Regions from separate parts of the Homo sapiens genome. Here regions 1 and 3 are each linked to region 2. A link is a loop called in an ENCODE intact Hi-C map of the cell type or tissue named here. Cell type or tissue: endothelial cell of umbilical vein. All regions are shown on one strand. Links, peaks and the distances in the headings refer to the core of each region. The heading gives the core; the rest is flanking DNA.

Region 1 (10,467 bases), core at 3,545-8,544, 83 kb after region 2:
CGAGACCATCCTGGCCAACATGTGAAACCCCATCTCTACTAAAAAATACAAAAATTAGCTGGGCATGGTGGTGCATGCCTGTAGTCCTAGCTACTCGGGAGGCTGAGGCAGGAGAATCACTTGAACCTGGGAGGCAGGGGTAGCAGTGAGCCAAGATCACACCACTGCACTCCAGCCTGGCCACAGAGCGACACTTCATCTCAAAAAAAAAAAAAAAAAAAAAAAAAAAGAAATGCAATGATTTGATCTTTTGCAGAACTCAAAGTGTGATGTCAGCAGGTAAGACATTCTAACGTGTGACTGTAGATTAAAAGAAACATTCTGGAATAGCTTCTACATATCCACTCAAATAAACTTGTGGCAGCACTCAGAACACATAGTTCTTTGAAAATTTCTTCAGCATTGTGAAATTTTCTTCTCCAGTGATTAAAACGGCTAGTGATATGGTTTGGTTCTGTGTCCCAAATCTCATCTCAAGTCGTGATCCCCATGTGTTGGGGAAAAGGCCTGGTGGGAGGTGATTGGATTGTGTCCGGAATTGATGGGTTCTTGGTCTCACTGACTTCAAGGCTGAAGCCGCGGACCCTCACGGTGAGTGTTAGTTCTTAAAGACTGCATGTCCGGAGTTTGTTCCTTCTGATGTTCGGATGTGTTTAGAGTTTCTTCCTTCTGGTGGGTTCGTGGTCTCACTGGCTCAGGAGTGAAGCTGCGGACCTTCGCCGTGAGTGTTTCAGCTCTTAAGGCGGCGCGTCTGGAGTTGTTTATTCCTCCCGGTGGGTTCGTGGTCTCGCTGGCTTCAGGAGTGAAACTGCAGACTTTCGCGGTGAGCCTTACAGCTCATAAAGGCAGTGTGGACCCAAAGAATGAGCAGAATCAAGATTTATTGCAAAGAGCTAAAGAACAAAGCTTCCACAGTGTGGAAGGGGACCTGAACGGGTTGCCCTGCTGGCTTGAGCAGCCTGCGTTTGTTCTCGTGTCTGGCCCCACCCATATCCTGCTGATTGGTCCATTTTACAGAGAGTTGATTGGTCTGTTTTACAGAGAGCTGATCGGTCTGTTTTGACAGGGTGCTGATTGGTGTGTTTACAATCCCTGAGCTAGGCACAAAAGTTCTCCACCTCCCCACTAGATTAGCTAGATACAGAGTGTTGATTGGTATATTTACAAACCCTGAGCTAGACACAGAGTGCCGATTGGTGCATTTACAAACCTTGAGCTAGATACAGAGTGCCGATTGGTGCATTCACAATCCCTTAGCTAGACATAAAGATTCTCCAAGTCCCCACCAGATTAACTAGATACAGAGTGCCCACTGGTGCATTTACAAACCTTGAGCTAGATACAGAGTGCCGATTGGTGCATTCACAATCCCTTAGCTAGACATAAAGATTCTCCAAGTCCCCACCAGATTAGCTAGGTACAGAGTGTCGACTGGTGCATTCACAAACCCTGAGCTAGACACAGGGTGCTGATTGGTGTGTTCACAAACCTTGAGCTAGGCACAGAGTGCTGATTGGTGCACTCACAATCCCTTAGCTAGACAGAAAGGTTCTCCAAGTCCCCACTAGACTCAGGAACCCAGCTGGCTTCACCCAGTGGATCCTGCACCAGGGCCGCAGGTGGAGCTGCCCGCCAGTCCCGCCCTGTGCCCACACTCCTCAGCCCTTGGGCAGTTGATGGGACTGGGCGCTGTGGAGCAGGGGGCGGTGCTCGTTGGGGAGGCTCGGCCGCCCAGGAGCCCATGGCTGCACGGGGAGGCTCAGGCATGGCGGGCTGCAGGTCCCGAGCCCTGCCCGGCAGGGAGGCAGCTAAGGCCCGGGGAGAAATCAAGCACAGCGCCTGTGTGGCGGCACTGCTGGGGGACCTGGCGCACCCTCCGCAGCTGCTGGCCCAGGTGCTAAGCCCCTTACTACCTGGGGCAGGGGGGGCCGGCCAGCGGCTCCGAGTGAGGGGCTGCCAAGCCCACGCCCACCCAGAACTCTAGCTGGCCCCCAAGCAGGCAGGCATTGCCTGTTCCCGCCCACACCTCTCCCTCCACTCCTCCCCACAAGCTGAGGGAGCCAGCTCCAGCCTTGGCCAGACCAGAAAGGGGCTCCCACAGTGCAGCGGCGGGCTGAAGGGCTCCTTAAGTGTGGCCAGAGTGGGCACCAAGGCTGAGGAGGCGCCAAGAGTGAGTGAGGGCTGCGAGGGCTGCCAGCATGCTGTTACCTCTCGGGATCATGGGGGCAGATTCTTGCCTTGCTGTTCTTGTGATAGTGAATTAGTTCTCATGAGATCTGATGGTTTTAAAGTGTGAAACATCCCCCCTCACTCTGTCTCTCCTGCTGCCATGTAAGACGTGCCTTGCTTCCCCTTCACCTTCAGCCATGATTGTAAGTTTCCTGAGGCCTCCCTAGCCATGCAGAACTGTGAGTCAATTAAACTTTTCTTTATAAATTACCCAGTCTCAGATAGTTCTTTATAGCAGTGTGACAACAGACTAATACAGCTACTTTATACAAAATCTTTACAGCCATTACATCTTCTGCATATGTTCCCATATTAATATTATATATGCAGAGAATTGCACTCTATAATAATAAAGCCTACCCATATAAAAATAAGGTTTATGTAAATTGGATTTAAATGCATTAAAGCTAAGCGAGGGCTACATAGTTCCTTTGACTGGTGTTTTCTTCACATGAAACACACTGAGGAAGTTGAATCCCTGTTGCTTGCAATATACCTGGATCTAACTTTGATATATAAGTAAGTCTCATCAGATTTGTGTGTTTGGGCTGCCATCTTCAGCTGCCTTATAGAAGAAAAATATTAATGAGGGGTATTTTCAAGAATGCCAAGCTGGTTTTGAAGAGTAATTAGTGCTGCTAATGGCAGTTGCTACATGACTGCCTGGTTTCTTCTCATATCTGAACCTTATAAGCACATTATTTGTTCATTCTATGAGTACAAATATGTTACAGGTCTAAAATATGCCACCCATTAGAAACCCAAACGTCAATATCATGCAATATACCATGTAACAAACCTGCATATGTGCTCCTTGAATCTAAAATAAAAACTAAGTCTGGATACATTGGCTCACATTTGTAATCCCAACAATTTGGGAGGCAAAGAGCGAGGATCACTTGAAGCCAGGAGTTCCAGACCAACCTGGGCAACATAGCAAAATTCTCTCTCTACAACTTTTTTTTTTAACAAACAGCCAGGCATGGTGATGCATGCCTGTAGTCCCAGCTACTTGGGAGGCTTAGGTAAGAGGATTGCTTGCATCCAGGAATTTGAGGCTGCAGTGAACTATGATTGCACCACTGCATTCCAGCCTGGGTAACAGAATGAGGCCCTGTCTCAAAAAATAAAATAAAATAAAATAAAATAAAATAAAATAAAATAAAATAAAATAAAATAAAATAAAGTAAGATGCTACCTTCTAATAGAGACTTAGGCTAGGTTTAAAATATTTTTTATGATTCTCTGATTTTTGTTGTTGTTGTTTATTCAGATGGAGTCTCGCTCTGTCACCCAGGCTGGAGTGCAATGGCACGATCTCAGCTTACTGCAACCTCCACCTCCCAGGTTCAAACAGTTCTTTCGCCTCAGTCTCCCCAGTAGCTGGGATTACAGCCACCCGCCATCATGCCAGACTAATTTTTGTATTTTTGTAGAGACGGGGTTTCATCATGTTGGCCAGACTGGTCTTGAACTCCTGACCTCAGGTGATCAGCCCGTCTCAGCCTCCCAAAGTGTGATTTTTAAATTTACTGTTGGACTGAACTCCATTGTTAAACAATATAAAGATACATAAAGAAAAAAGAATCATTCCCCCAGCCTCTCTACAAACTAATCCCTCTGATGTAAATCAAGTTATCCATCTACCCTATTCTTCATGTACCTATAAATGTATTCATACTTACATTAACATACACACAAACATGCAATGTTTTTATCTTATAAAATAAAATGGTATTATATTGCACATTTTCTTGCAACTTGCTTTATCACTTAACAGTTTCTCATAGATGATCTAGCTGGTCCATAGATGGATATATAACTCATTTTCATTTTAAAGAACACCATAAACTAAGATTCTGATTTAATTTGCATTAAAATAGAGAAGTTTTTTATCATACTATATTTCCATCCAGTAACATGGCATAAGTTTTCATCTATTAAGGTTTACTTTATATTCTTCAAGAAAAAAGATTTGCATATAGACACTGTAATTTTTTATTAAATTTTTTTAGAGTTTTTTTTCTTGGCTGTTGGGAAGAGGGCTTTATTTTCCATTTATATTTAACTACTTTTTGTGAGTATGGTAAATTATATTATTTGTCATTAACTACTCCCTCCTTGGTTAGAGGACTATACATTCATGCATGTTGGGTATAATTTACAATACCTTCAGAGATGAAGCATGCTTCCTCCCCCAATTTGGGCTGGCCATGGGATTTGTTTTGGCCAATGAATGTGAGTGGATGTGACACAAGTACATCCAAACAGAAACTTTAAATCAGCTCTGTGATTTCTTTTGGCCTCTTGAGCTTCTGCTCCATGACATGGAAATGTCCAGGTAGGGGCTACTTCTTCAGTCTAGATCCCAGAATGAGACAGCTTGTGAAGCAGACCTCCTACTGACCTCCTACACAGCATGAAGCAGTGTAGCAGCCAACTGTGAAGAACTGGGAAGGGTCTCATATTTCGCCTTACTTTCAAGCCAACATGTTAACTTGCCAGTTTCATGGATGCTGAATGAAGACACTTGGGTTAGAGACAAAACACTTGATTACAGCAAAAGCAGTAGTCAGAATGTCAGCATGTCTGTTTTGGTTCCCTGAGTCTTCATTTTCAGTGATGATGTGAATAGGCCCAGATGGATGCCTGAACAAATGCTGGGTTGCGCTACAGGAAAGGAATATAGAACTTAAATTCCCATGATTTCATAGCAAGTAGTGAGCAAGCCAGCTCTTTGTCCCAGAGGTAAAAATCACCTCCTCCCTCGAGGTTGCTTGTTGTAAACATAACCCTGAGAAAAGGCTGGGTAGGAAATGATTAGGCCCTTGCATGCTTAGCACACCCAGCAAGATGTGTAGGAAAAAGAGTAACATATGGAGGAGAGTTTCCCAACACCAACCATCAGCCCTCATGTAAAGTTAGTGAGAAATAAACGTTTGCTCTTGTAAGCCACTGTGGTATGATTGTTTTGATACACAACAAAGTTGTAGCTAGTACAAATTACATTATATTTGTATATTTATCTTATATCTTGCCACCTTACCTAATTCTCTTATTTTAAAACATGTTCTAATACAGTTTTGTGGGTTTTCTAGGTATAATAATGTCTTTGCAAATAAAATGAATTGCCCCCTTTCCCAAGCATTTATATTATTATGGTTTATTTTGGGTTTTTTAAACCTTCCGGGTTAGCCTAAATCCCAAAACTATTTTGAATAAAACGATGATAGTAAATATGCCATTTATTAAGTTATTGTGTCTTACTTCCAAAGCCAGCCTTTGTTACTGGGCTGGTAATGCCTGGGCTAGAACTTCAAACCTTATTTTTGCTTTGCAAGTTGGCTCCCATTAAACTGTGCTGATAGAGGTGCTTCACGGAGCTCACAGGCTGAAGGAGGAGGAAGAGGCTTGTTCCTTCCTGCATGTTTTTTTGGGGGCTCCCTATTTGCCTCTTTTTCATATGAGTGGCATCCCACCAATGCTTCTTCATCTTGGCAGCAGCAGTTCCTTCCTGTAGCAACAAGTGAACCCAACTGACAGTATTTCTAAATGCCGTATCTCCCCCGGAGATACTATCAGCACTTTCTACTCAGAAGTCTGAGCTTCATTTCCAAGACAGCCCTTCTCCAAGCTCCTAAGCTTTAATAAATCCAACCTCTTTTCTTGATCCCACCCAATCACAGAGCAGTAGCAGTTTTCTGCAGTTCCTATTTCTGTGATCTCAAGTTCTCTTTTAGCTACCTCATGAACAATTTAATACCTAGTTAATAATTCTTTAGATTAAATTCTCTCTGCTAAAATAACTGGTGTAGCTTCTGCTTCCTGACTGACCCTTGACTAATACAGTAGGTATTCCGACCTATTTCCTGATTCTAACAATAGTTGCTTTAGGTATTTGCCTTTTAACATTACGGTTGCTGGTTTTGAGTTTTTGGCTAATCACTGCTGAAGTTTATCAAATGTGTTTCTTGTGTATATTTATAAATACATATATTTTCCTCCCTTAATAGTTAATATGATAAACTAAATATATCTCATAATGTTGACTCATCCTTATATTCCTGGAATACATAACTAATAGTATAACACATATGTAGTACTTACTACATATGTCCTAAAACTGTATACATATGTATGTATACATATTCCCTTAATAAACCTATATAGGTTTATACAGTTTATAAATACAGTTATAAATACAGTTTATAAATACACTTATAAATACAGTTTATAAATACACTTATAAATACAGTTTATACTTATAATTAATGTTAATGTTGCCAAATTTGCATTACTAAATATTTATTTAGAACTTATATTCATAATTAAAATTGAACTATACTTAGAATTTTCTATCTTGTACTATTATTACTTGTTTTCTACCTATCTGATCTCCTCTGTTGAATTTAAAGATTATTAAAAGTCAATGCCTTACTGATATTTTTCTCTTACAAAGTCTATATTATAGTATCTTGCACAGAGCACGTGATTGATAATACATGTTGAATGAATAAACACAGGTAATAGATATGAAAGTAAGACTTTTAAAAAAATTAGCATTTATTCTGTAACATAAAATTCTAATTTCATACATTAAAAGTATTTGTAAGGAATAAAAATACTTAACGATAGATAAATTTGGTGTTCAATTAGGTTTTTCTGGGCATATGTGTTCATTTCAGAACTCGGAAATCTTTAAAATTAATGTAGATCCTGTTTCATTAAATGTCTCTTCACAGAATTTTTAAAATTCTCCATTTAGTTAACAGCAATAATTGCTTTTGTATACTTAAGAGTTACTGTATTATGTTTTATGACACAGATTATATCAAAATCAGTTCTTTTTCCAAAAGATTAAAGAAAAATTAATAGAAGGTATGCATCAAGGATTCTTAACGTATAAAACCATTTTCAACAGAATGCTTTTTATTTAAGTCAAAATTGGATTTCCATGGTTTGGGGCTTGAGGGTTTCTAAGGTTTTGCTCCTGCAGATTCAAGACTTGTACTAGACATCAAAGGTTATCATGTTGCCCTTTCAAGACACTAGCTAAAGGAATTGGCAACTATTTACAATTTAGCTTTGCTTGAGTCCTTCCCTTCAAAGTAGCTATCAATATGTCTTTGTAATTATGTTTAAGGACAAGACATGTTCTTATTTATTTCAGTGTGTTTTAAAAATTGTATTTTAAGGACCTTCTGTGAACACAGCACAATACTGGGAGACAAATAAGAAAAGCAAAAATGTATCCTCTACTACCAAGGATCTTACAATACAAGGGAGAAACCATATGCAAACCCAAATTTTATATTAGAAATAACAGTATAGGACAAGTATTGTTTTCAGTCCCAATGATACTAAAAAGAAAAATCCATCAAAATGGAAGGAATAGAGTGCTTATGGGGCACTCTGAAGGTTTTTTTTTTCTATTTGTTTTTTGTAGTTTTTTGTAGTTGTTTTAATTCCAGATTCTAATTTCATGTGATTGGGGAGGTAATAATTGGCCATTTATGATCAGGATAACAAAGAACATTTTTCTCATATCCTCAGGCATGCTTGGAAGCAGTAATGTAAACAGTAATAATGGGAATTATTTTACTTCTTATTTTGAAAATAAAAATGTAAATATTTGTTTTTAAACTTCCTTACAACCCTAAGGTTTATAACTGTAATGTTTATTATAAAGAAAGATTACTATGTATCATTATTACTGGAAGACAGTAGTTTTACAAAGCCTGGGTTGTAATTATTTGAGAAAACATTATTTTTGAGTTTATTATATATCCTAAAAGTAACATAAAATATATTTTATCAGTTCATTTCAGTTTATGTACCTCCACCTATGTGGTTTCAATGTGTGTGTGTGTATCATACATCTGATGATGTCAAAAATCTACAAAAAGTTCTGAAAACCATGCAATTTTAATGAAACTCATCTAAACTTTAGAAGTAAGTGAGGGTATAGAACTATATAGTGAGGGTATAGAACTATATATATCGTGTGTGTGTGTGTGTGTGTATATATATACCTATATATTAGGTATAGTTTATATTACTATCCTTTTTTTTTTTTTTTTTTTTTGAGACGGAGTCTTGCTGTCACCCAGGCTGGAGTGCAGTGGTGTGATCTTGGCTCACTGCAACCTCCACTTCCTGGGTTCAAGCCATTCTCCTGCCTTAGCCTCCCGAGTAGCTGGGACTACAGGCATGCGCCACCATGCCCGGCTAATTTTTGGGTGTGTGTATTTTTAGAAGAGATGGGGTTTCACCATGTTGGCCAGGCTGGTCTTGAACTCCTGACCTCAAGTGTTCCGCCTGCCTCGTCCTCCCAAAGTGCTGGGATTACAGGCGTGAGCGACCACGCCAGGCCTACTATCCTATATTTTTAATCCCAGTTTTTACTTTTCTTCTCTGTATAGATCCTTCTTATCATTGGTTTTCTTGGATGACGATTTAATGACAAGGAAAAAAGAAATACATATAGTTTGCAGGTTGCTAAGGGACACAAACATCTATTTTAGGGAATTAAAATGGCAACTTGGGGGAATTTTGTTTTCTTTTTCATTAGGTTTATTAAGAAATATAAGTTTTACCATTCACATCAATTATGTTATATTTAAAAATACTAGAGTTGGCAATTTTAAAAATCCACACTTTTTAAAATTAAAGAAGATGTTTGCAAGGAAAAAAGAGAGAAGACCCAAATAAACAAAATAGAAACAAAAAAAGAGACATTACAACTAGTTATCACAGGAATACAAAAGATCGGCCAGGCATGGTGGCTCATACCTGTAATCCCAGCACTTTGGGGGGCCGAGACGGGTGGATCACGAGGTCAGGAGTTTGAGACCAGCCTGGCCAACATAGTGAAACCCCTCTCTACTAAAAATACAAAAAAAAAAAAAAAAAAAAAAAAAAAAAAAAGCCAGGCATGGTGACAGGCTCCTGTAGTCCCAGCTACTTGGGAGGCTGAGGCAGGAGAATCACCTGAAGCCGGGAGGCGGAGGTTGCAGTGAGCGGAGGTTGCAGTGAGCAGAGATTGCCTCATTGCACTCCAGCTTGGGGGACACAGCAAGACTCTGTCTCAAAAAAAAAAAAAAAAAGAAATACAAAAGATCATTAGAGACTATTATGAACAATCATGTGCTACAAACTGGAAAACCTAAAGGAAATGGATAAATTCCTGGATGTATACAACCTACCAAAATTGAATGAGGAAGAAATAGAAAACCTGAGCAGACTGATAACAAGTAATGAGATTGAACCAGTGATTAAAAAGTCTCCCAACAAAGCAAAGTCCAGGACCAATGGCTGCATTGCTGAATTGTACCAAATTTATAAAGAAGAGCTAACCTCAATTATCCTAAAACTATTTCAAAAAAACTGAAGGGCCAGGCGTGATGGCTCATACCTGTAATCCCAGCACTTTGGAAGGCCGAGGTGGATGGATTACAAGGTCAAGAGATCGAGACCATCCTGGCCAACATGGTGAAACCCAGTCTCCACTAAAAATACAAAAATTAGCTGGGCGTGGTGGCGGGCGCCTGTCGTCTCAGCTACTCAGACCCAGGCTGAGGCAGGAGAATCACTTCAACCTAAGAGGCGGAGGTTGCAGTGAGCCGAGATTGCGCCACTGCACTCCAGCCTGGCGACAGAGTGAGGAGGAAATTCTCCCTAACTCATTATCTGAAGCCAATATTACTCTGATACCAAAACCAGACAAGGGCACAACAATAAAAGAAAACTGCAGGCCAATGTCCCGAATAAAGATAGACGCAAAAATCCTCAAGAAAATACTAGCAAACTGAATCCAACAGTACATCAAAAACACACCACGATCAAGTGGGATTTATCCCGGGGATGCAAGGATAGTTCAACATACACAAATTGGTAAACATGATACAACATGTCAATAGAATGAAGGACAAAAACCACACAATCCTCAGTAGATGCAGCAAAAGCATTTGAGAAAGCATTTGATAACATTCAACATCCCTTCATGATAAAAACTCTCAACAAATTAGGCATAAAAGAAACATACCTCAATTTAATGAAGGCCATATATGACAAACCCTTAGCTAACAGCATACTGAATGCGAAAAAGCTGAAAGCCTTTCCTCTGAGAACTGGAACAACACAAGGACACCCACTTTAACCACTCCTATTAAACACAGCATGAGAAGTCTCACCAGAGCAATCAAGTAAGAAAAAAAAAAAAAGATAAAAAGGCATCCA
Region 2 (10,467 bases), core at 2,275-7,274:
TGAGAAGCAGCAAGGCCAGGAGGCAGGTGAATGGGCACAAGCATGAAGACATGGGAGGGAAGCATCCCTCCCCAACAGTAGTAGAAGTAAAAATAATGACGATCAATATTTCAATATGATCACTTTCAGAGTGCATTTAAATGTATTGTTTAATCTTTATAACAATCATATTGGATAGCTGCCATGAGTCTCGGAATGCAGATTGGTTAAGTGACTTACCTAAGATCGCACACCTAGTAGGTGGCAGAGACAGCATTCACTATCAAGAGGGCAAAGCCCACCAGCTTGCCATCCAACACACTGGTTGCTAAGTGAATCTAGCGTGGGGAAATACGTTGGATCTAAGTACAAAGCCTGACACTGTGCCAGGTGTCCTGCTCTGCCAAGAAGTGATGGTTCTCCTTCTACCATTCTGGTCCTTCTAGGGAGCTACCTCTAACACACTTGCCGATTCCCATTTACAGAAAATTCTTGATCTCACTCGGCCTTTCCAATTAATGATTACATATAACTTAAAAATTTTCCAATCATCCATTAATTCCCAAACACAGAGGTGACTCACTAATCGAGGATTTATGGCAACAAATACCATCTAGATAGATTGGTATAATAGCTTTCACTGTAAGTAAAACAGCATGGCCTAGGTGCTGGAATAGACAGATCAGTGAAATAGACCTAAGAATATGGTTACTTATTATAAAGAAAAGATGACATTTCAAATAACCGATAGAAAGCATGGATTATATAACAAATTATGATAAAATAATGGATTTGCAAGAAGAACAATTCAGTTATATCTTTACCTGATTCCTTATTATCGACATACAGATGCATCAAACAAAGCCAGAAATGTACTCGGTGAAAACACAGATGAATACTTTCATAATCTTGGAACGAGGAATTTTCTTACCCAAAGATTATCTTGATACAATATATAATTTTAAATTTCCTATGGCAAAAGATCACAAATGACATTTACGCAGAAATAAAGAACTGGAGAAAAATTATTTGCAAATGATATGATGGACCGAATTAATACCTTTACTATACACAGAGCTCCTACAAATCAATAAAAGGAAGTAAAGAGCCCCATAAAAATGGGAAAAGATACATGTAGCCTGCTTATAAAAGAAGAAATGCCAAACATATAAAACAATATTCAATCTTAAGTTTCAACTATATTAATATTCACACATAAAATAATAAAACAGTAAAGTGTGTGTGTATGTGTCTGTGTGTGTGTCTTTGTCTTTGCCTATCAAATACAAAGAATAAAGAGACTGAGAAAACCTACCATTGAAATGGGTATTCTCATGCCCTTATAGTTGTTTTTTATGTAAATTGGCATCATTCTTCTGAAGGGCAGTCTCAAAATATATACCACAGCTTAAAATATGCACACTTACCCTTAGCCCAAGAATGGCAATTCAACAAATTTATTCATTTTTATTGTAGTAAAATATACATACTATAACATTTACCATTTTAACCATTTTCCAGGTAAATGTAAAATATTTTTGTTCTAGTTTCTTTTTTAACAAATAGTTTACATGTCTGTATACATATACTTATATACAATTATATCTCAGACACATATATATTTTTAAGGTTAATTACAGCTTCCATTTTACTTGTTCAGGCTGTGAGGCAACTAACATTGTAACCATTTGTAAGTGTGCAGCCCAGTGGCATGAAGTAGATTCACGTTGTGCAATCATCACCACCGTCCATCTCCAGAACTTTTTTTTAATCTTCCCCAACTGAAGCTTTGCACCTATTAAACACTAACTCTCAGCCAGGTGCAGTGGTTCATGCCTGTGATCCCAGTACTTTGGGAGGCAAAGGCAGGGGATCCCTTGAGACCAGCCTGGGCAACATAGTGAGACCTGTCTCTACAAAAAATAATTTAAAAAAAATTAGCTGGGTGTGGTGATGTGCATCTATAGTTCCAGCTACTTGGGAGGCTGAGGCAGGAGGACTGCTTGAGTCCAGGAGTTTGAGGTTGCAGTAAACCATGATCACGCCATTGTATTCCAGCTTGGACAACAGTGAGACCCTCTCTCAAAAGTAATAATAGTAATAAAATAAAAGTAAATAATCAAACACTAATTTCTCACTCCCCCCACCACCCTAGCCCCTGTCAACCACCATCCTACTTTCTGTGTCTATGAATTTGACTACTCAAAAGATTTATCTTAAGAAGATAATTGTACAACAGTAAAATACATGTGCATGAAAGATATACTCATTCATTCAAAAATATTTCCTGAGTCCTTACTACGTGGTAATAAACAAGATAGAAGAGGTAACTTGTGTCATGCCCAAGTCATGATCCCGAGAAAGAAAGTAGAACATAAACAAGCATGCAAGCTATGAAACATTCAGTTGGGATAAGCAATTATAAAGAAGATAAACAAATCGACGTGATAGTAATTTTAGGTGGGGGTGTACTTTAGGTTTCTCAAGCACTGTTTATAATAGCAAACAAATTAGAAAAAGCTAAATGTCTAAGCAACATTCCTGCTAAGGCGTCGAGTCCACCTGGCCGGAAGTCAGCATATGACAGTTCATCTTAGACAGTAAGAACCTTTCTCAGAACTAACTCCATTAATTCAACGTGCCTTCTGTAGAGCATTTTCCTGGAGAGAAAGTTTCCAACATTTGGGGGTAGAGAATAATTTAGCAGGGGTACATGCCAGTGCTTCCTTATTCTGAGAAGGAATATGTAGATGACAGTTTCAAGTGTTTGATGTCCAACCCTCCTAAAACTGTAAAATAGCAACAGGGTGATCAAGACACTGATCTAAATCTTGTTTTGTGGTTTTACTTTTGTTCTGGCAGGCTTAGCAACACTGGAAAAAAAAATTACAGTGTGTGCACGGGAAACAGATTCTTTCCTCCTTCTTGACTAACTGACAAGTTGGAGATCAGGCACAAGTCAAGTGTGATGGCATTGCTTGTGATATAGTTGGGATACATGGAACAATTTAAGCAGCATCAAGGGCCTGGCCTACCCTTAGCTTAGGCAGGAAATTCAAGGGTAATATAACACTTTGCTGTTAAGTAATACCATTGGAATAAAAGCATGTTCAGGATGACTTTTGGCTTTAACTTGGAATTTCTGTTTCATTTGCTTCCAATAAGAACGTTTTTTTCTCCTTAAAGTTCTTAACTTGTATTTCAAAAGTTCTTGTCGCTGTATAAATATGATATATACAAGCCAGCCTTGAATAAAAACTGTATGCCACAGGATACGCTGAAAAACAAATTTGGGATATAAGTTTTAGCTGGAAACATCTGCAGCAGCAGCTTTGTATAATGTAAAGAGTAAGTTGCAGGTCAGACGTATGAACCCTCCTACCTATTAGCTGTGTGGCCTTGAATGGATGAATTAACCTTTGAGCCTATAAAAGGGGAAAAACCATAGAACCCACTCAGAGGGTCTCTGTGAGGATACATTGCAAGCACATGAACTAGCACATAGTAGGTCTTTTTTCTTCTTTCCTAGGCTTCATAACTGAGTGTGGCATAAATGACCTAGAAGAGAAAAGGACTAAAATGAGAAACTGAAATGTAGTTTTGTCTGAGTAACTCAAACATGGTCCGACCGATCTGTCTTTTGGTTTTAACCCATGTTCCCCCGTGCTGCCTAAGAAGCTGAGTTTCGGCATGAGTTGAATTTCTGTCTTTAGTTTCTAAAGGATTTACACTAACTAGAGCATCGCTAGATAACTCAGGGTGATGCGAGAGGCTCACACCCATGAGAGAAATTGCTGCAGGATCTCAGGATGTTTAGCAGGGAGAAGACTGTGTGGGGACAGCAGAGCTATCTCCAAAACATTTGTAGGGTAATATCATGTGCAAAAGAAATTAGATTTATTCCGCATGACTCCATAAGTGGAGACATATTTTGGTTTTATAGATAGAAGACATTTATGAAAAATAAGATTGTTACCCAGGCACGGTGGCTCCCACCTGTAATCCCAGCACTTTGGGAGACTGAGGCAGGAGAATCACTGGAAGCCAGGAGTTCAAAACTAGCCTGGGGCTGGGCGCAGTGGCTTACACCTGTAATCTCAGCACTTGGGGAGGCCTAAGCGGGTGGATCAATTCGAGACCAGCCTGGCCAAGGTGGTGAAATCCCGTCTCTACTAAAAACACAAAAATTAGCCAGGCGTGGTGGCACACACCTGTAGTCCCAGCTACTTGGAAGGCTGAGGCAGGAGAATAGCTGGAACCTGAGAGGCGGTGCTTTCAGTGAGCCGAGATCTCACCACTGCACTCCAGCCTGGGTGACAGAGCAAGACTCCCTCTTAAAAACAAACAAACAAACAAACAAACAGCCTGGGCAACATAGCAAGAACCCATCTCTGCAAAAAATTTAAAAAATTAGCCAGGTATGGTGGCACATGCCTGTAGTCCCAGCTACTCATAGGCTGAGGTGGGAGGATCCACTTGAGCCCAGGAGTTAGAGACTGCAGTGAGCTGTGATGGTACTACTGCACTCCAGCCTGGGCGAGAGAGTGGATCCTTGTCTCTAAAAAATAAATTTATAAAATCTGAGGTAGAAAGGGTCCCATCACTAACACTCCCTAGGGGCCATACAGGGAATTCAGTATTGGAAAAGGGTTGAATGAGGTGACTTCGAGGGTTCTTTTCCAGGCCAGGGAGGCTGCAATTCTGATGGCTCTGTAAATGCAAGGTTTTGCTGCAGGAAATTAAGGCGGAACAGGCATAGCGAGGTGTAAGGCACACGCAGGAGCACACAGATTGTGCTAATATATGAACTTTTGAACTTTAACCTTCTCTAACAAAAGAACGTCATGCCACATTGAAAAAAAAAAGGCCTTCCACTGCTAGAAATGAAAACATTCATACTTTAGTGTATCGTATTTTATAGGTTCATGTAGACACAGGGGCCAAATGAAACTGAACCAAGATCTTAGGCATTAAGTTACATTTTAATTTTACCTTTTCCCCTTTGCGATTCTGACATAAGCAGTAAAAATGAACCTGGACCTTTGACCTGAGCAGTAGATATATTTTTTAATTAAATTTTTTTTTCCATTCACCTGCGAACCTCTACTGATTGTTTCAGTGTCTTGGTCAACCGCTTTTAACAGCGAAACATTAAAGCCACTGCAAGAATAAACAGGAAGCTGGTGTTTAGGTGGGAGTTCCTAGGAATTTTATACCACTGACCACAGAGGCCAAAAGAGAAAGGAAATAGGAAAAACAGTGTAAATACCTGGGTGACTAATGACTTTGCACAGCTCAGCTGGCTTTTCTGAACATTTCATGGGACGTCTCTCCAGGGGAAACAACCTGAAAATGTTTCAGGACTCCGGGTGGCATTGAAGGGCCAGAGAGGGGTGTTTAGTGCACGCTGTTGGCTGGCTGGTTTTGTGGGTTTTGTTCACCGTCTACCGGGCAGAGAGCCTTTCTGCCGATGTCGCCAGATGCCTCTCTCCAAGCGAAATGACCCATTTGCATGCGTGGTGCAGACATTTTCCGGAGCTCCAGGGCTCCCAGGCCTCCCCAGGCCTCCGATTGTAAAGGATCGTAGGGCCACCCCTTTCCTTGTTCACATGGACAGCGCCTAAGAGGATTTAGAATCAAGTGGGCACATTTGCACTGCCTTGTTCTGAAGAGGCAGCTGGAGCGCGGACTGGCCTGGCGCAACCCACCGCGGGTCCCGGGGGACCGCATTGTCTCGGAGGGGCCGCCACAGGGGCTCCATTGTGAGCGGGGCCGGCCTTTTTCTCCTGCCCTCTGTCTCCCCGGGCCTCCCCTCATCCCCCCCACCCCCCCTCCACGCAGACTTTTCTCTCAAGCTGCCGGCACCCCCGGCTGCCGCATTTCCAATGCAGGGGAGCGGCGAGGCTCCGGGCTGGCCATCTGCACGCGGAGATTGACAGCAGTCCCGGAAGGTCAGCGCCTCAACGATTTCTGTCTGAACAGCAGGCCACCCAGGCCTCGCGAGCAAAACAAGGACATCTGCTCCCCTTAATTTAGAACGCTGGTTCTAATTTCTCCGAAGCCCCTTGCTTAACGCCCTCCTCAGGCTGCGGGGGAGGGGGCGAGGAGGGGCAGGACAGACGCGGCTGCCCGCCCCCGGCTCCCCAGCTCCCGGGGAGAGCAGCTGAGTCTGGCGGGAGTAGGGAGGGGGGTTGGGGTGAGGAGCCTGGTCACTCACGTGACCCGGGTGACGTGGCGCGGGGGAGGGGCGGGAGGGCGGAGTGGGCGCCGGGCCTGCCACGCCCGGGACGCACAAATGCTTCTGGGTCTGCAGAGGAGCAAGCTGCGCTGGCCCACGAGGCCCTTCTCCCCGGGGCAGATGGATTTCAGGCGCCCCCCACCCCTTGAGGAGAATATCAAGGAAATGGACAGAAGAGTATATTACAACTATCATCTCTGCCCTTGGCCTCGTGAGGGTCGCTGGGCTGGGACAAAGTCCTGCCTGGGCAGTTGACATCAAAATTCGTCGTGCCTTGCCTGCTTTATGTGGGCAAAAGGATGAAAGAATTGCACTTCTGTTGCGCTTCCACTGCTAGATCATAAGCTCCCTGAAAACACGTTGCATCTGTGTCTCTAGCAACTTCCACAAATGTTTGGAGAATAAATTAATGTGTGGCAGGGCGCGGTCCCTGTGAACTCTAACTGTGCTCTTTTTCTCTGTGACAGAAAAGGAGACATTGCAGAGAATCAACCTGTGCCTGCAGCTAGGGATTCGTTAATTACTTTGTTCCCTCTTTTCCTCCCTCCCTCCCTTCCTCCTTTCCTTTCGCTAACATTTTGATGGATACCTCATGTGTGCTGGAGATCAGGCGGTGGACCAGGGATACAAGAAACGAGACTCCTAGCCCTTGAGATGCTCTTCATGTGGTGAGGGGTGCTGCATACAAGCAAACAGTTCACCAGGGCTCTGGGTGACAAGTGCCATGGATAGCAGTAGGGCGGCCCTCAGCCCAGCTCCTGGGGAGGGAGGAAGGGAGGGAGGATGTCCAGGTGGAGGCTGGGTGAGTAGAAACTTACCAGGAGAAAGGCCCTTTGCCCACATAGGTCTCCCTGCATAGCCCACCCCCAGCCCATTCCCCTCCCACTTATTCCTCTGGCCTCAGGTGAAATGTCACTTCCCTGGTGCCTGGGCCAGATCAGGTCCTCCAGTTACAGGATCCTGTAGCTCTTTCATCTTCTCTTTTGTAATACTCATCAAATGTACAACCGGGCAAAATTCACCCTCCCCACCGGACTGTAAGTTTCGTGAGCCAGCACTGTGCCTGACTCCTCATGCCCCATAAATACTTGTTGAGCCAATGAATAGTCAGACTCCTCTTAAGTTAGTGAGAAATCCATACATACATTTTCTGTTTGGGATGCCAGGACAAGCTGTGACGGCTCCACTCCGAGTACCAGTGGGAACTGCCTGGTACCAAGGGGCTGTGGTTTCAAATTTATTATTTTGTGATATTCTGCACCTCGGTGATTTTGAAACTGCCTTCTTCCAAATGAGTGTCAAGTAGATGCTCCTCAAAAAGGGATCCTCGGGCAAACAGGTTTCTTTGCCAGAGGATTTTACAGAGCCTATGATGTGTTCATGTGCACTGTCCTCAGGCAGGTAGTTTGTTGAAGAAGCATCTAGTAACATTTGCAGCTGGAGGATATCGATGAAGCTCAGTGTTAACTTTGCCGCACCGTTTCTCCGTAACTCCTCCTAGGCTCTGAGAGATAGAAGGAGCTGGGATCAAGGGATCTGCACAAGATTAATTTGCCATAATGAAGGTCTACTCCTTCCCCTTGATTTCTTTGTTATGCCATGTGACAAATTGTTGTTTTTGACAAACAGAGCATTGAGGGAGGCCGAGGCAGATAGGCAGATAGATCAGCTGAGGTCAGGGGTTCAACACCAGCCTGGCCAACATGGTGAAACCCCATCTCTACTAAAAGTACAAAAATTAGCCAGGCATGGTGGCATGAGTCTATAGTCCCAGCTGCTTGGGAGACTGAGGAAGGAGAATCACTTTAACCTGGGATGTAGAGGCTGCAGTGAGCCAAGATTACACCATTGCACTCCAGCCTGGGCAACAGAGCCAGATTCCACCTCAAAAAAAAAAAAAAGGATTGAAGATGTAGATTAAGGAGGCATTGGGGGTACTCTATAGTGTCACCTGAGTTTAAATCCAGCTCTGGCACTACTTAGCTGTATGACTTTGGAGGACTTCCTTAGCATCTCTGTGCCCAGGTACTTTATTTGTACATAGAGATAATAGTTTCTAATTTACAGTCTTGTTAAGACGTTAAAAGCTCTTATAGGCACGTAGAATTCTCATGGTAGATATAAATTTTATTTAAATTGCTAATAATTGGTTAATTAAAAAATAAATATCCAACCTCTAATAGGTTAATTTAACTAATTAAGCCTGGTGTATTAATGGAGAGGGATCACAGTGGCTGATAGCCCGAGGGACTAGGTTTTCTCTGCTTGCTGCCTTTGAGCTTGAGTGAAGCCTTCTGCGCCTTGGCTATTTGTTGCTTTTCCAGCTAGAAGGATTCCAAGTCTTCAACAGCATTACTGAGCTCTTCCTCTCAATAAGTTTAAGTTGTAATTTCATTACACTTCATTCTCAAATAGAAGAGTTGAGCAGCTGTGTAGCAAGATCCAAAACACTTTGTTTACAATTAGTTTTCCAAGGATTGGCTTAATAGCCAGTGGCAAATTTCTCAGCAATAGGTTTATGAGCCAGAGAAGCATTTCTTTTTTTTTTTTTTTTTTTGGATACAGGGTCTGGCTCTGTTGCCCAGGCTGGAGTGCAGTGGTGCAATCATAGCTCAGTGCAGCCTTGAACTCCTGGGCTCAAGTGATTCTCCTTCCTCAGCCTCCTTATTAGCTGGGACTACAGGTGTACACCACCATACTTGGCTAATTTTTTAACATTTTGTAGAGATGGGTGTCTTGCTATGTTGCCCAGGCTGGGTTTAAACTCTTGGCCTCAAGCAACCCTCCCACCTTGGCCTCCAGAGGACCATATTATTTTAAACAATAGAGACTGTTTACAGTGAAAAGGAAAATAGAATCGTACCTTATTTGTTGTAGCTTAATTTGGCCATAAAAGAGTCAATATTGTATTTTCAGAGAAGAAAAATTTTCAGGGGCCTTATATGAGAACACAGTGTGAAAATTCACATTATTTTCAAACTGTATTTAAACCACCCAGCCTAAAAGAAAGTTGCTTCTGGAAAGTCAAAGATGCTCTGAAAATGAGTGGAGATATGGTTTCTTACCTATGTGTATAAAATGAACAGTTTTATTCTTTCAACTCTTTATTATCTCTATAGGACATTAAGTTGGGCCGCATGTGCTAGACTAGATGTCTGGAGTAAATCTGTTTTCAGATATAATCTCTGGAGCATTCATGAAAGCTTCATATTTTGACACAGGAAGCAAAGAACATACTTGCAAATGCTGGCTCTGTTCATGGATGGAATGGTGCTTGAAACAAGTATCCTGCTGACATTACTTAACTCTTACAGGGGTCATTACTTAGGGATCAGCAATTTGCTAAAGATGAACAGATTCTAAGAAGATGGTTTTCCAGCAGCAACCAATTTTAAATCTGGACTGTGCACCAGGCACCTCTTGGGTATGACCTCAGTGCCTTTGGGTGTCCCTTGTCCCTCATTCCAGCTACTGATGCAGGTTCTGAGCAGCTTCCTGCTGGGGCCTTGCCTCATGCCTTTGCCTCACACCTCTGCTGGAGCTTCCAGAGTCTGCCCTGGAGCTTCTCTAAGCCGTCGGGGGCCCATGCATTTTGCCCAACCCAGGAGTGATCAATGGAGTCTAAGTGCTAATGGATAAATGTTTTCCTTTCTTCCCCCAGATGGACAGCCCTGAAACATCTTTCATGCAACTCCTCAGGCAGCCCAGAAACAGCCAGGAACCATTCGCCAGGAGCTGTGGCCAACTTAATAACTCATCCTTGTATTGGTTTCCATCCTCTGTCCTTCATCCGTCTTGTCTTTTACTCCTACTTGCTGGATCACACATCCCAATAAATTTTTGCACTCAAGCGTTTGTCTCAGGATCTGCTGTCCGGAGGACCAAGACTAAGTTCAAGTCATATTTTTTTTTTTTTGAGATGGAATCTCACTCTGTTGCCCAGGCTGGAGTGCAGCGGCATGATTTTGATTCACTGCAACGTCCACCTCCCGGGTTCAAGTGATTGTCCTGCCTCAGCCTCATGAGTAGCTGGGATTACAGGTGCACGCCACCACACCTGGCTAATTTTTGTATTTTTAGTAGAGACAGGGTTTCACCATGTTGGTCAGGCTGGTCTCAAACTCCTGGCCTCGTGATCCGCCCGCCTCGGCCTCCCAAAGTGCTGGGATTACAGGCATGAGCCACTGCGCCCAGCTGCCTTTTTTTTTTTTTTTTTTAACTAAATTGAGTTACACTGCCTAGGCTATCTT
Region 3 (10,467 bases), core at 1,888-6,887, 52 kb after region 2:
TCCCTGTGGGCAGGACCCCTGACTGTCATGGTAACTGTGAAATCCTCAGTGTGTGGGTTAGTTTGGCTCCTCAAAAAAGCAGGTGACAAAATGAGATCAGATGCAAAAGAGATTTACTGGGAGAAACACTGTGAAGAACCACAGGAGGTAGCAGGAGGAGGCAGGGAGAGCCTTCCCACCACAGTTCAGGTTGAACCCTATGAAGGGGGACAGGGAAAGAAGGGAGATCGGGTGGGAAGACTGTCAAACCGCAGTTCTAAGGCAGTTTCCTATAAGCCCATGGGATGTCCTCCAGCCAAAGTTGCCCATTTAAGGACTCTTGCATCCTGCAGTATTGGGTCAGCACTGTCACCTGGATCTACTGTGCTCCATCATTGGCAGGGACTGGGAGCAGCTCCAGGGATGGTGGCCTTGGTGCCAGTATGGCAGTGGACCCCGAATGGAGGGGACAGGGGCTCCCCACAGCAGGATACCTGAGCAGCCCATTTGCAAGGCTGCCATAGCCTGGAATAGAGTGAAATCTCTGCACACATTTGTTTTTAACAAATGAGTGAATGGAAAGTTTTCCAAAGTGGCCCACAACTCAAAAGAGGAACTACTACTCTAATATTCTCTCTGAGATAAGTTATATGCTCATACCACAGGATTTTTACTGTCACAGAGTTTCTTTTAATGAATTGGATGATAGTATTTTGACTTCAGCTTCCTTCGAATACTGATATAAGAAATATCTCCAAAGAATGCATTGCCTTTTGTCGTTTAAAAAGGCCATTGATGTACTTATCACTGTATCACCCAGTGCCTTCTTCATGAAGACCCAAGAGGAAAATATTCTTTCTAATCTCAGTACCAGGAAGAGTTATGCTTTATCTGGGTGACTGGGTTGTAAATTTATGTAATTGACAATGTGATCAGAGTTTGCTTTCTTTTTTTCTTTTTCTTGTATCTGTTTTGCGTATGCACCTGAAAGCTTGGAACCTAACTTGTAGTCCATTTTCAGCAAATGCCTAGGAACTCCTACAAATATTTCTGCATATTTCAACAAAATTGATTTTATTTTATTTTATCTTTAGAGACAGGGTCTCCCTCTGTCGCCCAAGTTGGAGTGCAGTGGCGCAATCATAGCTCACTGTAAACTTGAACTTTTGTGCTCAAGTGATCCTCCCCCTCAGCCTCGCAAGTAACTGGACCTACAGGTACCCACCACCACACCCAGCTAATCTTTATTTAAAAAAATGTTTTTAATAGAGACAGGGTCTCACTATGTTGCCAGGCTGGTTTCAGACTCCTGGCCTCCGGCAATCCTCCCACCTCGGCCTCCCAAACATTGGGATTACAGGCACGAGCCCCCTTGCCTGGCTCAAATATTGATTTTAGACCAGCCTTACTCGTGGGTTAATCCTATTTTCCTATCCTTAATTATTTTGCCCCAAGTTCACGACATACTTTTTTATACTTGATCTTCTTGTATTATATATATTTTAATAGGCCACTTTATATGCTTTGAAATATGGTGGGATCTGCATAAATTGTTTGTTGTTTAATGGTAAGCGTGGTACTATGGACCTGTGGTCTAGCCCCAGCCTTCAGCCTCACGTCCCACCCACCACTCCTCCCCAACCCTGTCCTGCTGCTCACAGCTTCCCTCTTATTCCCTCATTAGAGTCCTTACCACACTTTATTACAAAGATTCGTGTAGGGGTCTTGTCCACCCGGAAGCAGAGCATTTTTTGCAGCCCTACTGACTTAGCCATGTCAAAAAGTAAAATCTCTATTATGTCACCCAGTATCAACCTGAACCCTCTCCCTTCTTCCATCTTCAACACCCTCCACCGTTGATTGTGGAAAACTCTTTTTCCATTTTATTCATTTCTAAGTGGCTTGTAATTTTTATAGGTATAGTCTCTTTATCACTGGAGGAAAAAGGGATAAAGACATATTAAAAGCTATACCTGGGTTAATCTCTAAGAGATTTGAGACTTGTCCCTCCAACCATCATTTTAATAAAGCTTTAGAACATTAGCTAAGATGGAGCTCTACAACAGAGAATACTAAAAGAACAGTTAGACATTTATTTTAGTCTAGGGCTGAGAATGGAAGATCATATTATAGACAAATATTCACCCACACCAATTTCCTATATATATCTAATCAATAAGATAAACCAAGTAAGAAAGAATACCAAAAAAACAAGAATGTCCACATTAAAAATAGAATGGGTTCCATGACTAAACAGCTGAATCTCTTTATTACTAGAAAGTAAATGCATTTGACCACTGCAACATTAAAGAAAAATTCAGAGAATCTGATTGTGGACCAGTTGAGATTCATATGAAATCAAGAGAATGAGCAGACATCTTATTTAGAGTGATTGATGGCCCCTGCTGAGATGAGCAAGTGTGAAAAAACATATGCCACTTGGTTTTATGTGTTTTGGCTGCCAGATGGTGCCTAACCCCACCCCACTGCACCCCTGAACCACCCCTCACTCCCACCCATGTCAATCCCTGCCTCATCTGAAACTCTCTCTGGTGCCCGTAATCCACTCACCACCAGGACTGGAGTGGGGGTAGTGATGGGTGAGGCACAGGGATGAGGTTTAGATGTCCATTTTGCATATTACTGGGTAAAATAAAAAGTTTAAATTAGAATGATTTGTTTTCCAGGACACATGTTGATAGCATCTAAATGTCATCTACCTGTCTCTCCTACTAGAAGTTCACCTTTCTATTTCTATCACCAAGGCGGTTCCTGGAATAGAGTAGTTATGTAATAATGTTTATTGTATGAATGAATAAATAAATAAGCAAGTACATGATCAATTCATAATAACCCAGCAATAAAAGGGAATAAGGTGAATTTAGCATAAACTGGTCTCTGTGAATCCAGGCTTTCTTCCAGTGTCCATGGGTTATCTATGGAATAGGCTTGTAGAATTTGCTGGAAGATCCCATCAACCGTCTCATTTTGTTAGTTTTGAACCATACCCTTTTTGGTTCTTGGAGAGCTATGACATCACTTGCTTCACTCTGGTCTTTACTGCTCCTCTTTTTCAAAAGTTATCCCCAGTGGAATTGTGATCACATTTGCAGTCACTTTTCATTACCCAGATTATAGTTTGTCTGATTTTTACAGGCCAGACTCTCTTCAGGCTAAATACGCTTTTATTCATACTTGGAATCAAATCTTCTCATTAAAAAATGTATAATTTTATATTTTTACTATGAAAGTAATGTAACCATATTTCCCCCAAAAATTCACAAAATAGGGGTGAAGGGAGAAGAAAATTCACTCATAAGCCTAACACCAGGTTGAACGCAACCATGATTCAGATTTTGGTAAATTTCCTTCCAATGCTTTTTCCCAGAGAACTGTTTACATAGCTTCATGTGGTTGTGTTCACTATACATACATTTTTATTCCTTGATTTTGTTTAATCAGTCAAGAAAATATAAACTAATTATTTATAGAAAAATAGAAACTAATATTTATTTATTTTAACACTAATTATTCAGCAGAGAGAATTTGATTTTATGGAAAAGGAACCCTGAAATAAAACAGGCATAGTAACCCTAGGAAGCAACTCTCACCCCTGGGGCTGGAGGAAGAAAGGAAAGAAGTTGGGGTAATCGGAACCCAGAAGTGTGCAGGGGAGGGGTGTTGCAGAACTGGGGCCTGCGCTTCTGGGGAGGGGATGCCACCAGGGCTCAAGTTGACACTTCCAAGAGGAGGGGCGGTGAGGCTGGTTCTAGATGTGGCTACAAAGTTGGAGGCTGGAGCCAGTGCTGGTGAGACCAGCTGCTTGTCCAGAGGGAAGGGCCACGTGGGTATCTCTGCCAAGACAGGAAGCAGACAGAAAGGGGCATGTCCCTTTTCTGCATTCCTGCCTTCAATCTTCCTCTAGTGCCCTCTGTTGGTGGAATCAAACACGGAGCCAGCAGGCAAAGTAGAAATTTGATAGGCAAAGTTCCAGGTTGGGCACCCCAGAGCAACGTGGGTTCCAAGATGGAGACCACAGCTGAATAACCAGCCTATAGCTTGAGCTTTGTTTTCGTGTTACTACAAGCCCTACGTTTTGAGGGGCTGGGGAAAGGGAGGACAGGGGTCTTGCTCTTTTGCCCAGGCTGGAGTACAGTGGCACGATCATAGCTCGCTGCAGCCTCAAACTCCTGTGCTCAAGCCATCCTCCTGCCTCAGCCCCCAAAGTTGCTGGGACTACAGGTGCATGCCTCAACGCCTGGCTAATTTTTTTTTTTTTTTTTTTGTAGAGGTGGGGGTCTTATGATGTAGCCCAGGCTGGTCTCAAATTCCTGGCCTCAAGTGATCATCCTGCCTCAGCCTCCCAAAGTGTTGGGATTACAGGTGTGAGCCACTATGCCTGATCCACAGCTCACATTTTTCATGACCGTGCCATATTTTGCACAGTGTACTTCAGTTTTTAAACCATTTCCTTATTGTTAGATTCTCTAGTATATGGCCAAGACTTTGCTTTTGAAAATAAAAATCAATGGAAATCGTTGGGCACTTGTGTTGTTTTTTTTTTCTCACTCTTTCAGGGTAAGTTTTCAGAAGACTAATCTCTCAGTCAAAGGGCATGAAAAGTGTTATGACTTTTACTTGAGAATGCCAAATTGCCTTTCAAACCTGTTGTTTCCATTTCTGGTATCACCACCAGCATGGGAGAACAGAGGACGATGTTAAGAAAGTTAAACCCTGGGCTGGGCGCGGTGGCTCACGCCTGTAATCCCAGCACTTGGGAAGCTGAGGCGGGTGGATCACGAGGTCAGGAGTTCGAGACAAGCCTGACCAACATGGTGAAACTCCGTCTCTACTAAAAATACAAAAATTAGCCAGGCATGGTGGCATGTGCCTGTAATACCAGCTACTCAGGAGGCTGAGGCAGGAGAATAGCTTGAACCCGGGAGGCGGAGTTTGCAGCGAGCCGAGATCATGCCACTGCACTCCAGCCTGGGCGACAGAGCAAAATTAGTCTAAAAAAAAAAAAAAGAAAGAAAGTAACTTAAATCCCACCACATCTACAGACAATGCTGTACTCTTGTATGATTCCAGACATTGCCTTTAATCCCCAAAGCCTTCCACTTTGATTTTGTAAACAAATAGATAAACAGACAGACACTTTCTCTATATAGCTTACAGCAATTTAAGCCCTATGTCAACACTTTTGCTAACATTCTAGACTAGTGTGTAGTGATTTGATTTGCAAATTTTTTGGCATGCACCAGCTTTTTGATTTAGGCAACTCAGTTGAAGAAACTTCTTTTTCCTTTTTCTCTTCATCTTTAATTGTTCCTTCAGCTCATGCACCACAGGGGCTCAGCCCTCAATAAGAGCAGAAACTATGCAAAGGAGTCCAGGTCTTGGAATGATGGCCTGAATTCTCCTAAATCCGTAGGATTAACTACTGCAAGCTGGGATCCATCAGTTGGTGAGTTTGAAGATAAAAAATAAGGAGGTTAATTTAAATATAAAACTCATGATGAGCTATATTCAAAAGCAGGCTCACTTTTCCCAAAATGATTTAAGACAGCACAGGTAACTATCTCTGCTTTTGAATGTATTATTATTATTTTTTTAATTTTTTTTTATTTTTAATATTTAAAAAATATTTTATTTTATTATTTTTTATTTAAAATTTTTTATTTTCTTTTTAAAATATTTTTTATTTTTTAATTTTTTTTATTATTAATTTCTTATTTTTATTTTTAATATTTTTAATATTATTTTTAATTTTTTTTAAATATTTTTATTTTTAATTTTTAAAATTTTTAAAATTTTTTTTAATATTTAAAAAATAACCTTGTTACATTTGCTTTCTTAAGATATTAGTGATCTGGAAGACAGAAGTCTGTAAGGGATTCCTTAATGTCTTTGGATAGTGACATTTTAAAATATGTCCTGCATTAATTGTCCAGGAAAGGGTGGCAAACATAACATGGGAAAACAGGCCTACTCTGTGTGCATATGTGGGCGTGTGGGTACTAGGAAAAATTTATAAAATTTTATTCTTTATGATAGTTAATCTATATTACCATACAATGAAATATTATTTGATTCTAGACCTTTATAACGTTTTTTATTTTAGACATTTGTAATTTAACAGATGAGAAAAAATACATTTGAGTCTCATTATTTAAATCATGAAATATATATAAATATAGACCCACTATATATCTACACACATCATACCCACATGTATATATGAAGGGATTTGTATTCACAAACGATATTCCTTGGAGGGCTAGATTCTGTTAATAGATGACCATTTCCACTTCCTTTAATTAACTTTAATAAGACAGATTTCATGTAGCAGTTTGTTCTATTAAATCTAAGTCAACTCCTCTTGGCTCCCAAATTTATGATCTCTAATTTCAGCACAGCTCATATTTATCAAAACCATGAAAATGATGGCCTGAGTTTCATGGTGACTTATGGTGTGTTGTAAAGATATATTCTTTGTTTCATCCTTTGGCCCAGGGAGGTTCGGGGAGCTCTGCTGAGGGCTTTTCTTTTTCTCTCGAAAGGAATGGGAGAGAAGGGGAGAAGCTCAGGAGCAGCCTCTGCCTGCAGCCTCCATGTGGCCCATAGACTTCTCTCAGTGAGGGAGTGCGAGGGCATGAGGTGCAACTGTTATCATTTATGGCTCTTCCCAAGTGACAGGTTAGTTACCAACACAGCCTGGAGAGATGTGTCTATGGCCAGAATTGGATTTCAGGGCTGATGACCTTACTCCTTAAATAAATAGAGAAACATTTGGAGCCACTTTTGAGGGACAATCACGATTCTGCAAATATGTGGTGGAAAAGAAAGAAGGAGGGTGGGAGAAAATAGAATTAAGGTCCAGTGTAGTGGTCACAGTTATAATCCCAACTACTCAGGAGGCCAAGGCAGGAGAATCGCTTGAGGCCAGGAGTTTGAGACCAGCCTGGGCAACATAGCAAGACCCCATCTTTACAAAAAATTAAAAAATTTGGCAGGCATGGTGGTGCACACCTGTAGTCCTAGCTAATTGGGAGGCTTCAGCCTAGGAGTTCAAGGTTACAGTGAGCCATGGTTGCACTGCTGAACTTCAGCCTGGGTGATAGAGCAAGACCCTGTCTCTTTAAAAAAACAAAAAAGAAGAAGAAGAAAGAAAGAATTAATGACTTCACAGGCAAGCTCCTGGAATGGTCTGGAACATGCAGCAAATGCTACAGAGTAGAGCTCTTAGGAGAAGGTGAGTGGTGGAGAGGTGGGGAGGTGAAGGAGGAGCAGAGTAGAGGCAACAGAAGAATTCAGGAGAAAACACTACCTATGCTTGCAAAGAAGATGCTTGCAAAGAAGATACATTCTGGCGATGCACTTGTGTTGTCACAAATGTTGTCAGAGGCCAAGGTGATACAAGGAACCTAAGAATGCACTTTGGGATGAGAACAAAGGGAGGATTATGGCATTTTTAAAATTTCTAAATGCTAAGAAAATAGAATTGAATGAGTTAACATATGTAGGGTGTAAATATCCTCTGTTTGCTACTGTTATTAGAAGTAGCGTCATATGTGCCAGATAAGGAAAAGAGACGGGAGGAAGGGGAAAGGCTAAGATGTGAGGACCGAGGCTGGAGAGCAGGAGGAAAAGCTCCAGGTACTCAGCTGTGTTAGGTCACAGTGGGGGTCTGGGCCACAGGGAAAGTTGCTAAGAAAGTTGGCCAAATATGTGCAGGTTCTGAAAATAGGTTTTTGTTTGTTTGTTTCTGTCACCCAGGCCGAGTACAGTGGTTCGATCTCAGTTCACTTCAACCTCTACCTCCCATGTTCAAGCAATTCTTCTGCCTCAGCCTCCTGAGTAGTTGGGACTACAAGCATGCATCATCATGCCTCACTAATTTTTGTATTTTTAGTAAAGATGGGGTTTTGCCATATTGGTCAGGCTGGTCTCAAACTGCTGACCTCAAGCCATCTGCCCGCCTCGACTTCCCGAAGTGCTGGGATTACAGGCGTGAGCCGTTGTGCCCTGCCTGAAAATAGGTTTGACAGGGGCACCCAGGCAGCCCTGGGCTGATCTTCCTTCTGGATCTCTCTGGAGGAGGTAGGGCAGAGCCTAGCAATCTTTTCAGAGCATCCACTCATCATTCTAAAAGAAGAATCTATAATTCCACTGTCACCCAGCCCTCTCCTGCCTGCTGCCTCCTATCCTTTTCATTTGGGACCCCAACTTTTGTTCCACAATTGAAGATGAAATCTTAAAATGTAAATCCTGCGAATGGACAACATCTTGCCTAAAACTTACATTCACTGAATATAATGGATTCACCTGTATCTGTAATTCATTCTTATTAGAATTTGAGCAGGGCGGTGAAAAGTCTTGGCTTTGTTGTCCTACAGAATTGGATTTACTTCCCAGGCAGTTAAGTGACCTTGTGTAAGTTACTTAATCTTTATGAGCCTAATTTTCTTCATCCATAAAATGAGGTAATAATAATACTACGCTTAGGATTGTTGCAAGGATTGAATCACCTATTATATGTAAAGGAGTTAGTACATACTGTGAAGTTAGCATGTACTAAAGCTCAATGGGCATAGCTGTTGCAATGGTGGGCGGGTTGGAAAGCAGGACGACACTGACCACAGGAGGGGAAAGGGTTAAGGACACGATGAAGACCCCAGTTTGGCATGAGGCCAACCTGTCCAACTTCACTTTGTACAGCCAAACCCTTGGGATCTGTAGCAAACTTTGGTCACTGCATTATGTGATGCTTAACAATGTCACCCATGTGACTTATGAGGATAACTCATTTTGAAGGCGTTTTATCCCCAGAAGCATCCTCCACTGAGGTATGGAGGCCTAGAGAAGGGAAGGTGTTATGGTTTAAGTTTCAGGCCTGCTCAATTCAATCTCAAACTTCAAGATGTCTGCGTGAAGTTTCTGAAGAAATAGAAACCCCTTACTAACTCAGATAATTAAATGGTATAAATACCGCACCTTAGAAGACCTTAAGCGAGATCGTTTGCAGAAACCTCCAAGCTAGAGGGGGTATTCCCACTCTACAATGTTGGCACCTGTTGGAAAAGCCCCAGCATGTTCTCAGTGCTCCCAGCCTGCACGCCAAAATATTTGCCTCAGTCCATATCTTGCTGGTCATTTCCCTTCCTCACCTGTTCCTGATTGTCCAAGGCCATGGCCCTAGACCTGTTTCCTGACCCTCTGACCTGTGGACTTATACTGTTTCCATTGAGCTGAGCTCTAGCTTCCTTCCTTAGCTCCACTTTGGACTGCCCCTTGATCACATTGCTTCATGGTTGCTCCAAAATGGGGTCCAGCCTCTCCCCGGTACCAGTTCCCATGCCAGAGGGTGCTTCAGGTTTACTCTGCCTCCAGGAATGAACCCCAGACCCACATCATCTTTTATCCTGTAAGAACTGAATTTTAAGCCACTTGAAAAAAAACTAAGACTTGAGAATTTGGTCATTAATGAGAACATAAATATGGATCATATAGCTAGAAAGGGCATGTGTACATAAGAATTGACCTCTCTAGGCATGCACACAGTGAAAATTAGACCTCACTTATATATAATTAAAGAACAGTAACACAAAGTAGACCTTTGCATATGCATCAGTCAATCCAATATTCAGAGAGAAATTCGCTGTAATTGGTTGATTAGAAATGGGCAACATAAAGATGATGTTAATGACTTCCCATCAGCTCACGTGGTGTTCCAGCCATTCCTTGTAATGACATTCCAGACACCCTGTCCACATGCCAGGATATGCAATATTTTCTGAATACTGTTCTTTTTTACAGATGAGGAAAGTGAAGCTCACAGGTTAAATACTTGCCCAAGGTCACAACTTACAAATATTGGAGCTGGAATTTGAACCTAGGTAATCTAGCTCCAAATTCCATGTTCTCCACATATCCATGATGCTACCTCTCTAAAGAAGGATTTCATTCAAACATCCTGTAAGTATAATTATTTTTACATATTTGCTTGCTTTATAGGATTCTTCAAGCTGGGGGTGAATTTACTGGACAAGTGGTGCTGCCTTATTCAACATGGTCATTGACTATTTTCAAATGCTAGTAGAATAAAGTGTTAAGGAACACTTCAGAAATACAAGGAATCCAGGCTTAGCACTTGCAAGCTAAGGAAGAGTATAATTTATATCAAATGTTCAATAGTTTCAGGGTTCTAACCTCTTATTCATATTTGGGCAACTAGGTAGAAAAACCTAGAATTATCTATCCCTGGATAGATCATTACCAGATAATTACCTATTACCTAGATAATTACCTATTACTAGAACCTTCAATCACTGGATTTTTTTAACCTATTTTCATAAAGAGGTCACTATCAACAAAATACTCTGAGAACCTGAGTTCTCTCTCTCTCTTTTTTAGAGCAACTTCTAGTGGCTGTCTTGGGTTAGTATTGTTTAGATGCAGTCTTCTCTATCCAAATGATTGTTAAAG

The links. Hi-C counts contacts between places; a loop is a spot of excess contacts. Peaks named below come from ENCODE experiments on the same cell type or tissue, not always from the same donor. Only the 100,000 strongest peaks of a DNase experiment are listed, where the experiment ranks them.
Region 1: a loop joins it to region 2, with 7 times the contacts of the local background. A loop is called at or near these places in 2 of 110 quality-filtered maps.
Region 3: a loop joins it to region 2, with 2.4 times the contacts of the local background. A loop is called at or near these places in 7 of 110 quality-filtered maps.

The regions. Positions count from the first base shown.
Region 1 is chr10:31,047,389-31,057,855 of GRCh38, reverse strand. The region is part of intron 1 of LOC105376481 (a long non-coding RNA gene); the gene reads right to left. Among named protein-coding and RNA genes, the nearest start is that of ZNF438, 21 kb to the right of the region's middle. In endothelial cell of umbilical vein, for the core only: no CTCF peak of the experiment used is centred there; a DNase peak (open chromatin) is centred at 6,005; H3K27ac peaks cover 2,759 bases.
Region 2 is chr10:31,129,583-31,140,049 of GRCh38, reverse strand. The region is part of intron 2 of LOC105376481 (a long non-coding RNA gene); the gene reads right to left. LOC105376482 (a long non-coding RNA gene) reads left to right here and starts at 5,846. Exons shown (of 4, transcript XR_001747412.2): 1 at 5,846-5,930; 2 at 6,685-6,885; 3 at 9,532-9,641; 4 at 9,879-10,067. LOC105376483 (a long non-coding RNA gene) reads right to left here and starts at 6,150. Exons shown (of 3, transcript XR_930798.3): 1 at 5,249-6,150; 2 at 3,362-3,537; 3 at 1-3,256. RefSeq lists silencers at 5,717-5,766, 5,827-6,186. In endothelial cell of umbilical vein, for the core only: no CTCF peak of the experiment used is centred there; DNase peaks (open chromatin) are centred at 2,899, 5,219 and 6,069; H3K4me3 peaks cover 346 bases; H3K27ac peaks cover 1,618 bases.
Region 3 is chr10:31,077,340-31,087,806 of GRCh38, reverse strand. The region is part of intron 1 of LOC105376481 (a long non-coding RNA gene); the gene reads right to left. Among named protein-coding and RNA genes, the nearest start is that of ZNF438, 51 kb to the right of the region's middle. In endothelial cell of umbilical vein, for the core only: a CTCF peak has its summit at 3,944 (motif pointing left); no DNase peak of the experiment used is centred there.